2 separate regions of the Homo sapiens genome follow, and region 2 is linked to region 1. The links are chromatin loops, found by intact Hi-C in ENCODE. Cell type or tissue: heart right ventricle. All regions are shown on one strand. Links, peaks and the distances in the headings refer to the core of each region. The heading gives the core; the rest is flanking DNA.

Evidence for each region. Peaks named below come from ENCODE experiments on the same cell type or tissue, not always from the same donor. Only the 100,000 strongest peaks of a DNase experiment are listed, where the experiment ranks them.
Region 2: it touches region 1 in a loop (2.6-fold over the local background); 2 of 110 quality-filtered maps call a loop at or near these places.

The regions. Positions count from the first base shown.
Region 1 is chr3:122,388,438-122,396,782 of GRCh38, reverse strand. All of the region lies in intron 1 of FAM162A (family with sequence similarity 162 member A), which reads right to left. Among named protein-coding and RNA genes, the nearest start is that of FAM162A, 8.4 kb to the right of the region's middle. In heart right ventricle, for the core only: CTCF peaks have their summits at 3,492 and 3,700 (motif pointing left); no DNase peak of the experiment used is centred there; H3K27ac peaks cover 2,243 bases.
Region 2 is chr3:122,759,968-122,768,312 of GRCh38, reverse strand. All of the region lies in intron 3 of HSPBAP1 (HSPB1 associated protein 1), which reads left to right. Among named protein-coding and RNA genes, the nearest start is that of HSPBAP1, 30 kb to the left of the region's middle. In heart right ventricle, for the core only: no CTCF peak of the experiment used is centred there; no DNase peak of the experiment used is centred there.

The DNA of each region.
Region 1 (8,345 bases), core at 311-8,310:
TTTTATTCCACTATACCAGAGTTTGTTTACACATTAGTCAACTAATGGACATTTGGGTGGTTTCCACTTTTTGGCTATTATGAATAATACTGTTATAAACATTTGTGTACAAGTTTTTGAGGAACATGTATTTTCATTTGTGGGGTATATACTAAGGGGTGAAACAACTGGGTGATATAATTCTCCATTTAATCATTTAAGGAATTACAAGACCATTTTCCAAGTGGCTGTAACATTTCACATTTCCATATATGAGGGATCCAATTTCTTCACATCCATACCCACATTTGTTATTCTTTTTGATTATAACTGTCCCAGTAGGTAGGAAGTGGTATCTCATTGTAGTCTTAAGTTACATTTATCTAATGAGTAATAATGAGGATCTTTTCATGTACTAATTGGCCATTTGCATATCTTCTCTGGAGAAACATCTATTTAGGTCCTCTGCCTATTTTTTTTTAAGTAGGGTTATGTCTTTTCATTTTTGAGTTGTAAGAGTTCTTTCCTTATCTGATATGTACTTTGCAAATATAGTCTCCCACTCCATGGGTATCTTTTCACTATCTTGATGATGTCCTTTGAAGTACAAAAAAATTTAATTTGGGTGAGGTCCAGTTTATCCATCTTTTCTTTTATTGCTTGAGCTTTTGGTGCCATATACGATATCACAAAGATTTACTCCTATATTCTAAGAATTTTATAGTTTTAGCTCTAACATTTAGGTCTGTGATCCATTTTGAGTTATACTAGTATACTTTCTGTGAAAAGGATCCAAATTCATTCTTTGGCATGTAAATATCCAGTTCTCCCAGCACCACTTGTTTAAAAGACTGTTCTTTTCCGCACTGAGTTGTTTTAGCGCCATATAGAAAATCAATTGACTGTAAATATGAGAGTATATTTCTGGACTATCAATTCTATTCCACCGATCTAAATGTCTGTCCTTATGCCAGCACCACACTGTCTTAATTATTACAGCTTTGTAGTTAAGTTTTTAATCAGGAAGTATGAGTCATCCAACTTGGCTTTTCTTTTTAAAGATTAGTTTGCCTACTCAGGGTCCCTTAAATTTCTAAATTTCTGTATGAATTTGAGGATCAGCTTGTCAATCTCTACAAAGACCCCAGCTGGGATTTTGTTGGGGATTGTGTTGAATCCATAGATCAATTTGAGGAATTCTTCCATCTTAAAAATATTAAGTCTCTCAAACCATGAACATGGGATGTCTTTCCATTTATTTGGGTCTTCTTTAATTTCTTTCAGTAGTGTTTTTGCAATTTCCAGAGTACGTTTTAAACTTCGTTATTCTTTTTGATGCTATTATAAATGGAATTTTCTTCATGTTTGCATTATTTATTGCCCATTTATCTTGCATACTGCAAAACTGTTCAACATTTAGTCTAACAGGGTATGTGTGTGTGTATTCCTTAGGATTTTCTATATACATGATCATGTTATCTGGGAATATAGTTTTACTTCTTTTGCCACTTATTGTTTTTCCTGCCTAAATTCCCTAACGAGAACCTCCAGTAAGTACAGTGTTGAACAGAAATGTCTGTTGAAAATGGACATCCTTGTCATGTCATGGGGGAAACGCATTCAGCCTTTCACCATTAAGTCCGATGTTAGTTGTGGGTTTTTCATTTAATGCCCTTTATCAGGTTGAGGAAGTTCCTTTCTATTCATAGTTTCTGAGTGTTTTTATAATGAAGAGGAGTTGCATTTTGTCAAATGCTTTTTCTGTGTTTACTGATGTGGTTATGTGTTTTTTTCCTTTATTCTATTAACATGGTGAATGATGTTGAGTCAGGAGTCCTAACCTTACATTTTTAGCATACATCCCACTTGATCAGTCTATAATTTTTCATGTCACTGGATTCATTTTGTAGCAGTTCTTGAGGATTTCTGCATCAATATTCCTAAGGGATATATATGGGTCTATAGTTTTCTTGAGATTTTTTTGGGAGGGGTTTGGTATGAGGATAATGTGGCCTCATCAAATGTATTGGGAAGTGATCCCTCCTCTTTTGTATTTTGGAAGAATTTGTGAAAGATTAATTCTATTTTTTTCTTTAAATGTTTGGTAGAATGCACAATTGAAGCCATCTGGGCCTGGACTTTTTCTTTGCAGGAAGTTTTAAAATCACTAGTTCAATCTCCTGTTACAGGACTTTTCAGATATTTTATTTTTTCTTGACTTAGTTTTGATAATTTTTCTTTTTCTAAAAGTGTGTCCATTTCATCTGGTTTATGTAATTTTTGCCATAGAGTTGTTCATAGTCTCTCCTTGTATCCTTTGTGTGTTTGGCCACAGAGGTCTGTCTGGTTATCTTAGTGGTCAGCTAGTAACTGGAGAGACTAATAAATGCCTTTAAGTTTATTAAGTGTTTGCCTACGGGCTGTGTGTGCATGTTGGGGCATGTCTTCTACCCTCAGGCAGGCAGTCTGCAACACTGCCTTAGCCTTCTGATATAGTTTGGATCTGTACCCCCACCCAAATCTCATGTTGAAATGTAACCCCCAGTGTTGGAGGTGTGGCCTGGTGGGAAGTGAGTGGATCATGGGGGTGGATTTCTCATGAATAGTTTAGCACCATCCTTCTTGGTGCTGTCCTCGTGATAGTGAGTTCTTATGAGATCTGGTCGTTTAAAAGTGTGTGGCACCTCCCTGATCTCTCTTGCTCTTGCTCTGGACATGTGACATGCCAGCTCCCCCTTCGCCTTCCACCATGATTGTAAGTTTCCTAAGGCCTCCCTAGAAACTTGACAAATGCCAGTATCATGTTTCCTGTACAGCCTGAAGAACGATGAACCAATTAAACTGCTTTTCTTTATAAATTACCTAGTCGTAGGTATTTCTTTTTAGCAATGCGAGACTGGCCTAACACACCTTCCATTCGTGCTCGGACAGAGACTAAATGTGAGGTGAGAGCTTAGAGACCTCTCAGGTTTTTCCTGGAAAATGTGTCCAACCTTACACATATTACATTCTAGAAATATGTCAGAGCTTTCCAGATGTCAGGATGGACATCTCATTCCCCAGCTTCTTGTTTGACCCAGCTGTTACCCACTCCATGTTATGTCAAACAAGTGCTGCTGATTATTTTCAACAAATGCACCAGGGAAAACACTGTTTGCAGTGAATAAACTCCAAGTCAGGTGAAAAAAGATAAGCCCTGTGAGTGGGGTTTCCAGCGAACTGTCAGACAAGTCAAATAGTAACAATTCTCTGCAGCTGGAAGTTTTGGAAAACTCTTAAACCCATTCTGCCTTCTTCAGTGCCTGCAAGGCTGCTGGTTTTCAAAGTAACTGTGATTTGTGAGGCTGTTGGTTTTCAAGACTATTGTGAAGCTGAAAGAAGACAGGAATAAAGCAAGTTAAAACTCCACAAAACTTGCTGTCCTACCACGATTTCAGGCTTTTTTTTTTGGATAAATGCTCCTCAGATTGTCACAAATGCCTGGTAATTTTCCAGAGTTCTGGAAAAGTTGCTTCTGCCAACTTCTGGCAGTGTTATCATTGCTTTTGGGTAAAAATGGATTTTCAGAGGTCCTTACTCTTGACACACCAGAAGTTGGAATCTCTATTTGTGGTTACCTGGCACACAGTCTTTTTCATAAAAGGCCTCATTTATTTTGTTTTCTAGGGCTATAAATGCCAGAAAGCTTTGCCTGGATCTGGCAAACACAACATCAGTGCCACCTAGTGGAAAGGAGATAAATTAACTGCTTTTAGCTTGTTTCCTCATTTAAAATGTGGATAATGCAGTGTTTCTTGTACCAAAGTTGATTTGAGGGTTAAATGGAAAAGCAAATATGGGAGCATCTGGTAAGATGCTTGAAACACAGCAGGCTCTCTAACTGTTAAGTTTATTTTTTTTTTGAAATATTATGTAAAACATTAACTTTGATAAAACTTCTAGAACACTTTTCAATTTTACCCCTAATGTGGTCAGGATTTCTGACAAAGTTAATTATGCAGTTATGAGGCCATGGGAAAAGTCTATGAAACTCTTCAATAGATTTTCATAGCACTCAGGATTAAGACACAATTATTAAATCCTGTGATCTTCAAATTTTAGTGTTTTAGTGTTTGGTGTGAATCAGAGGAATGCCTTGTTAAAACACAAATCATGAGGCTGTCTACCTCCAGTTTCTGCATCCACAGTTCTGGAATGGAGGCTGGGAATTCGCATTTCTAACAAGTTCCTAGGTGATGCTGCTATGCTGGTTCTGGACTATACTTTGAGAACCTAGGCTTTTCTCTCCCCTAAGATGTGGTTAAATATACATAACATAAAATTTACCATTTTAATTATTTTAAGTGTACAATTCAGTGGCATTAAGTACATTTACACTGCTGTGCAACTATTACTACTATCCATCTCCAGGACTTTTTCATCTCCCCAGAGAACCACTGGTTTAATGTGACCTACAAGGCCCCATCTCACACAATGCTATCCCATTCCTCCTTTGGCAGGCACTTACAAAAGGAACAAGGTTAACCGGCAGCAAGCTAGAAGGACTCTGCTCTTTAAACAGAAAAAGAATCAATAATTATTTCCTAAGACAGCTGTCCTTTCCCATTCCTCCTAATTATAGAACAAAGGCAGTTTAGGAGAACAGAAGACAAACTGCCTCTCAGCTAGCTCAGTTTGAGAAATAATAAAGCAAAAAATGCTAACATGTATACCTACTATCAGTGACATCGATGTATGTTGGAGTAATTCATTCAACAAAGTACTTCCTATGTGCCAGGCATTGTTTTAGGCAATATATAAAAAAGATAAAAATCTGTGCCAATAGAACTTGCATTCTACTGGGGAGAAAGTTATACATATGTTAGATACTAAGTGCCAGAGAGAAAAAAATAAACAATGGGGACATGAAGTATGTGTTTGGAATGGGCTGTGTATGAAATTTTACATAGAGTAGTTAGGAAGTCCTCTGTGAGAATGTCACTCTTGAAGGGAAGCAAGGGCTAGCTATGCAGCTATCTGGTGGAAGAATATTCCAAACAGAAAGAATTATAAATGCAAAGACCCTAAAAGATTCTAGAGCCCATAAAGAGAAGGCCAGTATGGCCAGAACAGAATGAATAATGGGAAGACAAGTAGAATTTGATGTGAGAGAGGTACTGAGGTAGTTATGGAGGGTAAGGACTTGGAGACATGAGAGGTTCACCTAGATCAGACTGTATCTCCCAACTTTTTCTTACTACAACTTCATATTGTATGCTAATAACTTTTACCTCCCTACAGTATAAATGCTGATTAAAACATACACACATATTATCTTATTATAGATATTAGAATAATAGACTAATGTAAATATATTTTTTTAAAGATGAGGTCTTGCTTTAAAAATATTTTTAAAAATGTTATCACTACATAGTGAAACCCCACCTCTACAAAAAATACAAAAACTAGCTGGGCGCAGTGGCATGTGCCTGTGGTCCCAGCTACTCAGGAGGCTGAGGCAGAAGGGTGGCTTGAGCCCTGGAGGCAGAGGTTGCAGAGAGCTGAGATCATGCCACTGCACTTCAGCCTGGGCGATAATGCCAGACCTTCTCTCAAAAATAAAATAAAATAAAATTTTAAATTTTAAAAAGTTATCGCTAAAAAATGTCTGAAGTATTTGATGTGGTCTTGGTTTTTATTTTGCAATTATAACAACATGAAAGCATAAACAAACTTTAATATCATTACTAAGACCTTCGTTTTCTCTCAAAGAGACAGAATATATTGACCAGACGTCCAAGCCAGAAATTTTCCATCCTCTGGTGGATCACGATTAAAAACATACAAACCAAAAGAAAAACAGCCCTTTAACCCTCTAGCTGGACTTAACAGCTTGTCCCTGGCTGACCAATTCTGTGTCTCCAGGGCCCTAGCAGGAAGTTAAGATGAAGCCTCACAGCTGTCTCTAAGGCTCTGGGTGGCAAACGGCTAATCTTAAGAGTAAAGGTTCTTAACTTTTTTATCTATCGAAATCACCTGGGGGACCCTGTGAAACAGATTACTGGACCCAACTGATACAGTCAGTATGGACAGAACCTGAGAATGTGCACTTCTAACAATTGCCCAGGTAATGGTGAAACTTCTGCTATGGGGGACCCATAATCTGAAAACCAGTGCCTTAGAAATATCATTGCTAGCTGGAGGCTATAGTGGTCAGCCAGGGTGAGGCTGGTTGAAGTACCAGCTTCTCTCCTGGTAGTCCCCTCCTTTCCATAAATATCCTTTCCAACCCCATGATAGACAGTGAGGAAAGGTAGGGATGCTTTTTCTTTCTCAGAATCTTTCAAGGTCCTCTTGGAGAAAACCATAGGTGATGTGACTGGAGATATGACAACTCTCTGGGAATCAGAGAATCAATATTACAACCCACTCCCCAGAGTGTCTATCTGAAACTCTCTAGGCCTTAGCTGTTGACCTGGGCTTTGTGACAGAAACAGACTCCCTATATCCGTTTTCTCATCCTTCCCTGCAGGCTTGAAGAAATACCAGTCTTCCTTTATTCTTAAGTAGTAATCCCTCTGCTGAGGGATGTCGTACCAAACTTATCCTTATTTTCCACTGCCTTTTTCCTGCCAAATGTTATCTCCCCCATCTTTAAAATCAAAACTAAAAAACTTATTTTTTTTTTTAGAGACAAGGTCTCACTTTGTCACCTAGGGTAAAGGGCAGTGGAGAGATCATAGCTCACTGTAACTTTGAACCGGGCTCAAGCGATCCTCCTGTATCATCTTCTGGAGTAGTTGGGACCACAGGCAGATGCCACCATGTCTAGCTAATTAAAAAAATTTGTTTTGTAGAGATCGGGTCTCACTATGTAAAAACCTTTGTACCACCAAGTTGTTACACACCATGTTATGTAAAAAGCTTTTAGTAAAACAAACTTTAAATGATAAAAGTAACACTTGCTCATTACAGAAAATTTGGAAGTTAAAAAAAGATGTGAAGAAAAATAAAAGCACTCATAATCATAGCACTTAGGGATAACAACTTGGTGCATTAATATTTCTTTTCAGACCTTTCCTATACTTACATAAAACATATACATTTTTCATAATCAGATAATACTGTATCTTGCTATGTCACAAATACTTTCCAAGATATTAATACTTTTAATAGCTGTATAAAACCCGACACACAGCTATAATCTGAATGTAGTAATTCCCTACAACTTGATTTCTTTCCAATTTTTCAGTGTTATAAGTAATGTTTCAATGAACAGTTCTCTACATACATCTTTGATGGTATTTCTGATTATTTCCTTAGAATAAAATCCTGGAAGTGAAGGGTAAAAGGGTATGAACCCCTTTAAGTTTCCATCTATCTATCTCATCTATCTATCTATCTATCTATCTATCTATCTATCTATCTATCTATCTATCTATCCATCTATACTACTTTCCAGAAAGGCTGACTACTTCTCCAGTAACTTCTACTAGTAGTTACTGAGAATTCTGTCTTATTACTCTACAATAACACTGAAGGTCCACTATGTTGGACAAAGCATTCACTTGTTCTCAACAGGTACTATTAATAAAATTCTTATTTCCTCTTTTTCATAGCTCAAATGATTGAATAAATGGCATGTATCTACTACTTCACTTCACCACCCACACTTTATTTTGCTACAATGTTTCCTTCTCCAATCATTTTACTAAAATTACTCTACCAACATTAGTGACCTCTTTCTAGTCATATGAATACATTTTTTTTTTTTTTGAGACGGAGTCTTGCTCTGTTGCCCAGGCTGGAGTGCAGTGCTGTGATCTCAGCTCACTGCAAGCTCTGCCTCCCGGCTTCACGCCATTCTCCTGCCTCAGCCTCCTGAGTAGCTGGGACTACAGGCGCCCACCACCACGCCCGGCTAATTTTTTGTGTTTTTAGTAGAGACAGGGTTTCACCGTGTTAGCAAGGATGGTCTCGATCTCCTGACCTCGTGATCCGCCCACCTCGGCCTCCCAAAATGCTGGGATTACAAGCTTGAGCCACCGTGCCCGGTCATGAATACATTTTTTTAGATTCTCATCATTAGCCCTTCTGACTCTACTCTTCCCATTTTTGTGGCCATTTGATTCGACTGATCTCATCTTTCTACAAGGATTCAATGCCTCCTTACATTGTACCACCAAATTCTCTCACTTCATCTCCAACCTCTATGACCAATCTTCTTTAATGTCTTCTTTCCCAGTTCCTATTATTTACACCATGTCACACCTCCAAGGCTTAGTCCTTGCTTCTATTCTGTGCTACTCTCTGGAAGGACTCCTCCATTCTGTTTTAAAAATCAACTCCAGACTAATTGCTCCCATATCTTTATCTCCATAACTTTA
Region 2 (8,345 bases), core at 115-8,114, 370 kb before region 1:
GGCTGTGACCAGGCTGCTGCTGCAATTTCTACCTGCTCTAGGGGTTTTGGACAGCTGTTTTCTCTGGCAGTTCATGGCCTGAGGCAGAGAACACTTGGCTCCCAGTATTTGGTAGTGGAAGCCCTGTAGAAGTGTGGGAGTGACTTGCAGAAGTAAAATTATGGAAGTTCTTTGCCGTATGTTGACATAACTGACAACAGAGTTTCCAGACTACCATATCCTCTTTTAAGTGTTTTCTACCTTAAACTGGCAGTTTATTTTGTGAGATAATTTTGCAAACTCCCTGCTCTTGTTGCCATGTGTCTTAGGTGTGGGGCAGGAATGGGAGCCATCCTGGAGGCTGTTTGGAGGACTCTGCCTTGCCCTGACTCAGGCCAAGGCTCCAGAGTCCTTCTTCCTGCCCCTTCTTTGTGGAGAGAAGTATTTCACCATCCCTGCAGGCTGTTCACCCCTTCTCCTCTCTGCCACCACCCACTCTCTGGACTTGGCTTTCATATAGGCTGATAGTTCTTTGGCTCCTCAGTAATTTTCCATTCAGTGTATATTTTTCTTTTTTATGTTGAGTCAAGATGTAAATGCTGATGTTAACATAGTTATTATAATAGATCCTCCCATCTCAGTCTCCCGAGTTGCTGGGAGTATAGGAATGTGCCACTGCGCCTGGCTTAATTTTGCTTTTTTATTTTATAAAAAAGGAAAAATGTGTCACCTTGCCCCATAGTTGTTTTTTTTGTTGTTGTTGTCATTGTTGTTTTGAGATGGAGTCTCACTCTGTCACCCAGGCTGGAATGCAGTGGCGCAATTACGACTCCCTGCAACCTCTGCCTCCTCCCAGGTTCAAGCAATTCTCCTGCCACAGCCATCACCCACCCCCTGACCCCAGTAGCTGGGATTACAGGTGACTGCCGCCATGCCCAGCTAATTTTTGTATTGTTTTGTAGAGACAGGGTTTTACCATGTTGGCCAGGGTGGTCTCAAATTCCCGACTTTAAGTGATCCACCAGCCTCGGCCGCCCAAAGTGCTGGGATTACAGGCGTGAGCCACTGTGCCCGTCCTGTCATAGTTGTTAGTTGAGAATGTATTTTCATTCTCATACCCATGAAAGAAATGCATAGGTTTTAAAAACATTCAGTAAATGACTCTGAATTCAAAGTCAATACCAAATCTACTATTTACTCATTTTTAAATGATAATTTTAAGGTAGATGTTTTTTCTTACAACCTTAATTGTGATCACTTTATGGTTCTTTAATTATGGAACTTACAGGTTTCATAGTTAACTTTAAAAGTGTTTTGTTATGTTTCTCATACCCACGCCCCACCATTCCGTAAATTAGACTAGTACTTTACTCCATATTTCAGGTAAAATATTGCTTAATAGTAACATTGATCATGTACTTACTTTTTGGGGGAATTTTTCTAATGTTTTACACTTATAATCCTCAAAGTAACTCTATGATTTAATAATTGTCCCCATTTTAAGAAAAATGAGACCCAAAGAGGTTAAGTAAACCTTTTCTAAGATTATACAACAAGGAAGGGGTAACCCAAATAGTCTGCCTTCAGAGCTTTAACTACTACAGAGCTTTAATTACTGCTGTGCCTACAGAGCGTGTGCATACATTCGGTCCTGTTGGGACTCTCTGTCCTGAGTGTAGGCTCACTCTGCCTTGGATGAGTGTTTGATCTGACCCCATTAGTAGTTCTGTCCCACCCCAGGCAAGGCAGTACTGTGCAGTATGTGACCTGTCCATTAAGTGCGGATATAAAGGGCAGCCTTTTGGCAATGTGCTGGAATTCTGACTGAGCCCTTATAAAATCTGATATTTTGAGTTGAATGAGTTTTCTGTCAGCTCATATTATGGCAATTAATTCTGCTATGAATAACCAAGTCCATTAAGATTATATCATCTTTTGTCTCAAAATTTTCTGGGCACCAAGTCTTCTTACATCACAGGTACCTGTGTTGGTTTAATTCATTCAGCCACCAAGTCTTATTACTTGCTGTTTCAAGCTTTCTTATATCTGTCATAAAATGGTGGGTAGTTAAACATTAAAATGGGTACATTTTAAAAATGTTTATTGATTTATTTAAAATGACACAACCCACTATACGTTAACATAATAATATTTTTGAGAAAATAACTATATTCAAAAAATGTTTAATGTCATTAGAGGGATAGATTGTTGTACATTTTGGCATGTCTTCTTGATGTCTGGCTGTAAGAAGACAGCTGGATTCTCTGCTTCTCCATTCAAGCTGTTGCAATTTGTTGGTTTGTTTAAAGTATATGAAGAAAATTTTGCCTCACACACATATGAAACTGAAAAAGGGAGGAGTATTTATTAATAACAGCCTTTTCAGATAATTGTGGATTTTTTTATACCACACACACCAAACTTGATGAGGGGTAGTTTCTTAAAGGTTCATTAGTTGCAGTATAAAAATCTGAACCTATAATGAATGAACTCTCTACTCTTATAAAATCCATTGGTCTGTCTTGCACAGAATGGATCTTATGTAATGTTATTCATGGACCATTTGGAAAATATTGACTTACTGAATTAGTAGATCTTCCAAATGTTGACACATTTTCAGTATACTTGATACATTTCATTATTCAAAAAGTCACATTTGTTAATACCACTGTTCTTATCAGAAAAATAGTGTTAGGAAGCTTTCAGGCTCATGTATTTCTTTTTTTTTTTCTTTTTCTCTTTTTTTTTTTTTTGAGACAGAGTCTGACTCTGTCACCCAGGCTGGAGTGCAGTCACATGATCTCAGCTCACTGCAACCTCTGCCTCCTAGGTTCAAGCAATTCTCCTGCCTCAGCCTCCTGAGTAGCTGGGATTACAGGCGTGCACCACCACACCTGGCTAAATTTTGGATTTTTAGTAGAAACGGGGTTTCACCATGTTGGCCAGGCTGGCCTCGAACTCCTGAACTCAAGTGATCCGCCTGCCTCAGCCTCCCAAAGTGCTGGGATTGCAGGCATGAGCCATCATGCCCAGCCAAAAATGCAACTTTTAAAATAATATAATTAACTATAATTACTATCCAAAACTTACGAAGGATAAATATTTCAATCCAAATTTCAAACAGCCCCTTAAATGGACATTATACATTAGCAATTGTCTGAGTCTTTTTTTCCTTAGAAAAATTACCTTAGGTACATAAACAGAAAAGGCTTGATAAACACCTTAATTCTTACATTCCAACTTGTCTCATCAGAAAGCATCACTGGCCATCAGACGCCATTATTCATTACCAAATCACCTGCCTCAATTTCAACATGCTCTCATAGCTATGTTTTAAAGTCCAAGACATGTTACAACTAATCTTCCATCTACTGTATTTTGGGATTCTGTGTCCTGGTGACTTAACGAGGCTCCTGACCTTCAGTAGCCAATTCAAATCACAATATCAAATGGAATCTACCTGAGAAGCATCCTTGGGGCAAAATCCCTTTTGTTACATGTTGATTCTTAATAACTTCAATTATGATGATACTTACGATAATTGCAAAAGGTAAAACTTGTCATTCTTACCTAATGAGTCTGAGAGCAAGAAATTTTGTTTTGTACTGTCACAAATTCCCTACCTTTCTAGGAAAGTAGAGAACAAAATGTTCAAAACAAATGCTTTATTTAGTCAATGATATGATGTATAACTAAAAAATAATAAGATTAATTTTATTTGCTATACACAAAAGTCAGTTAAGTGTCAAAATCATACTTTTAGGCCATCTCAAGGCTACAGGATATTTTCCAATCATATTAGTATGTTTATCAATGTACATATTTTTCATGGATGAATTTAATTTGTGGAAGAAAAGAGTTAATAAGAGGAAACTTCAAGTAGAGGCTATAAGTAAAAACTTAAAAAACTAGTAGAGGGCCAGAGAGATTAAGAATTTCTTACCAAGGCTGACAAATGCTACACTGATTAACTAGAAGCCACAGAAAATTTGACAAAGGTGAAGCTAGGGGTTTAAGTCAAAACATTCTCTGAGGGGTCCTAAAGACCAGAGAAATATCAAAACAAGAAATAGAGTAGGAAAAAATCCACTTATATAATCATTCAAATACCTATTATGTATTCAGCACTATGTTAGCAGTTTGCAGGAATAAAAAATTATAAAACATTGCCCAAAGAGCTTACAATATTGTTAAAGGAACAGAACACAAACGTTCTGTGTTGCTTACCATTTAAATAGTAATCCAAATAAAACATATAGGAAGGAAGGCAAGGGACAGATGGATATGGGGACAAGCGGTTGAGAAGGCTTCATAGCCAAGGCTGAACCTGAGCCAGGCCCTAAAACATAGAACTTTAACAGGCAGAAATTGAAGGGGGCATGAGCAGAGGCCAGGAGGGAAGAGAGAACATAGGTCAGTGGGGAGATTGGACAGGGCCTTGCGTGGAGCAGACAGGCGGCATCAGCCATACTTGGGAGGGTCTTAAATGCTATCCTTATATAATTTTAACTTATAAAATGTTTGTGAACATGATTAAAGTATTTTAATTTTAATCTGGAGTATGATTTAAAATGTATTTTCATAAGAAACTGTTTTAGAATTACTTAGAGGAGGAGTCAGAACAGAAAAAAATAGAGTAATTACAGTTGTGATGTTGTAAACCAGAGTGGCCCATAGACCCCTGGGGGTCCCTGACACCCTTTCAGAGGATCTTTGAGATCAAAATTATTTTCATAATACTTCTAAGATGATACTTGCTTATTTCACAGTGTTGACATTTGCACTGATAATACAAATGCAATGGTGAACAAAACTGCTAGTGTCGAGACAGTGGGACCAAAGTGTACTAATAGTATTGTATTAAAAAAAAACACACACAGCTTTATTGGGGTATAACTGATATGTAATAAACAGCATATATTTAACGTGAACAGTTTGATTAAGTTTTACATATACCTACACCCAAGAAACCATCACCACATTCAAGATGACAGACATTTTGATCATGTCCAGAAGGTTCCCAGTGTCCCTTCCTAACCTGTCTCTCCCTACACCCTCATTCTCAGACACCACTGATCTACTTTCTGTCACTGCAGGTTAGTTTGGCAGTTCTAGAATTTCATAAAAATGGAATCATATAGTAAGTACTCCTTTTTCATGCTAACACTAATCAAAGGAGGAGACAGACATAGTTAACATCAGAACAAGTAAACCCAAGGTAGAGAGGGTATTTCATCACAATAAAAGGTCACTTCACCAAGCTGATATAATAATCCCAGATGTGTATGAACCCAATAACAGTTTCAAAATACATGAACAAAACTGACCAACCTAAAATGAGAAAAACACAAATACACAATTATAGTAGGGGGATTTCAATACCTCTGTCTCTATAATGGGTAAAACAAATATACAGAAAATCAGTAAGGATACAGGAGACTTGAACAATCAACTTGATTTAATTGACATTTATAAAACACTCCACCCAACAACAGAAAACACTATTTCCAAGTGCATATGGAATCTTTATCAAGATTGATTATATTCTGGGCCATAAAACAAGTTTCAATAATTTAAAAGGATTTAACTCATACAAATTATGTTCTCTCACCACAACAGAATTAAATTAAAAATTCATGACAAAAAGATAGCTGAAAAATCCCCAAAAATTTGAAATTAAACATTACACTTCCAAATAATCCATAAGTCAAATAGTAAATCACAAGGAAAATTAGGAAATATTAGGCTAGTCCTTGACTATAAGTCAAGGCTGAAGAGATATGCTAAGCAACAGTCTGCAAGTAAGAGACAGGGAGGCCCAATATTAGCCTTGGTATAATTTAGTTGCTTAAAAAGAAAAGTGCCGTCTGACAGTGCATTAATGGTATGATGTGCGGGTCATGGAATGTTACAATTCCATGGATACAGGTTCTGTGTAGACTGTATCTGGGGTTCAGTTTGGGAGCCAGGCTTTAGGGCTGTTGACAAAGTAAAGGAAATTGAGAGAAGAGCAATTGGAAGGAAAAGTTAATGCTGCTGTGTCTAGGTTAAAAAAAAAAAAAGATAAAGGAGAAGTTGGACAGTTTTCTGATAAAAATAGCAATTTTTGGCAGGAAATAAACTTGTTCTCTTTAGTTATAGAAAGCAGATCTAGGACCCTCCTCTGTAAGCTACCAGGAAGTAGATACTGATTTTGTAGTAAGTGGTCAACTAGCTAGCTACTTGTCGCTCTTTTCAGGGATGGTGTAGAATAGAACTTGCTGAGAATAGATGATTTTTAAAGATTTTTCCAACTCTTGAGGTATGTATGAGTAGACTCCAGAACAGATCACCCCACTGATCACCCTTTTTGGTTTTACAGATGCAGCACTCAAACAGGGCCTCCTGTTTCTAGCAAGACTCAAGACAGATTCCTGGGCCCACATTGACTTCAGACATTTGACTACCCATAAGTGGCTGAACTTAATTGGGAAGAGAATCCCAACTCTCAATGCTGTCTATTTTTACACTGACAATTTTGCTTTTTTTTTTTTTTTTTTGAGACAAGGTCTTGCTCTGTCACTCAGGCACTCAGGCTGGAGTGCTGTGGTGCAAACATAGCTCCCTGAAGCCTTGACCTCCCAAGCTCAAGTGATCCTCCCTTCTCAGCCTCCCAAGTAGCTGGGACCACAGGTGCATGCCACCACGCCCAGCCAATTTGTTAAAAAAAAAAAAAAAACCTTTTTGTAGAGACAGAGCCTCACCAAACATTGCCCACGCTGGTCTTGAACTCCTGGACCCAGGCAGTCCTCCCACCTCAGCCTCCCAGAGTGCTGGGATTACAGGCATGAGCCACTGCACCTGGCTGACAGTTTTGCTTTTTAAGTCATTATTACTGTTAGACAGGAGGCCAGGGAAGTCTCTCCTCAGTTTCTCATACAGTAACCTCACCCTGTAGAAAAACCTTCAGTGATTCTTTCCAAAGCAGGGCTCTAGAACAGGGTTTTTCATGTGGGGTTGGTCTGTCACCTCTTTGAAAGTATATATAAAGTTTCGTGTGTGCTTTTTTCTGAGGAGAAGGGGCTTTGGTATTCATTAGATTCCTGAAGGGATGTATCTATAAGATTAAGAATCACATGACCTATCTCTTCTTAGCTAAGGCAAGTCTCTCTTTTTTCCTTTTTATACTGAATGGCTTTCAGCTACCTTTAGTTAAATTCCTCAGACTGAGGTGTGGTAAATTGTTCAACAAGGACCAGGTTAATTGGAAGCCTCCCCTAAGCTCCCTGGCTGGGTGCAGGGCCCTCCTGCTGTGATCTTAAAGCATTCCCTGCATACTTGTGTCAGAGCGCTTGTTACATCATATTGAAAGGCTCTGTTTATGGGATTATCACTCATTATTAGACTTGAAGGGTTGGCCTGTGTTATATTAATTTTTGTATCCCCAGCACCCAGCATCATACCACGTATATGGTAGGTACTCAAAAATGTCATTGGCCTGAACTATTTTAACCATCATAAGTCAACAGATTCTTCTTTCCCTCCCAAGCAGCCAGTGTGTTCCAAGCTGTAACCCTGAGCCAGGTACTAAATTAGGCATTGAGAAAACAGGGGTAAGCTCCCAGTATGGAGCTTATAGGCTACATGCAGAGAGAACAGGATTTTTGCCACCCACTGGAACTGCCACATGTGAGCCATGTGCATTTACAGTGGTGCTGACCTTGCAAAAATTCCCCCTTCTATGACAGACATTAATTATGTGCACGTATTCAGCCATTTTCATCACTCAAAGCAAAAATGAAAAAAAAAAATGCTCTTTCTAGTCTTCCTCAAAACCATCCATTAAATTTCTCTTTAAAATCCTTTCTCTTTGAATACAGCTGTTAATGTTTTCCCTCTAAAAATAGAAAATTTAGACTGTAGTTACTGATAAAAGGAGTGTCAGCATTGAGAACGATGTTCTGCACATAGAAGTGGGGTGTTTTTTTTTTTGCTTTTATTTTTTAAAACTGAAAGGAAAACCTCATGATTAAAATAAAAATAAGGCAGAGCCATCATGCCTGGTTCACTAGTATGTTTTTTTTCTTTTCTAGCTTATAAATCTGTTTAATCACATGGATTTGGGTTTATGTGTGACCCTATTTTTCTGTGCTGCAAATGCGCCATCGGCTTCTAAAAGTATAGGCTTTTCCCAGTAGTTGACTTGGGCAGGATTTGCTCACAGAACCAGGCATATGGAGAGTCTTAAGTCCAGAGCACTATGCTGTCTCTGTTCTAAAGATCATTGCACTTAAGAAGTTCATGACTTTGGGGAGTATATTGAAAGCCATCCATGGATGTATATTTCAAAAGATGTATTTTGACACCCTCATCTGAAGACTGATCTA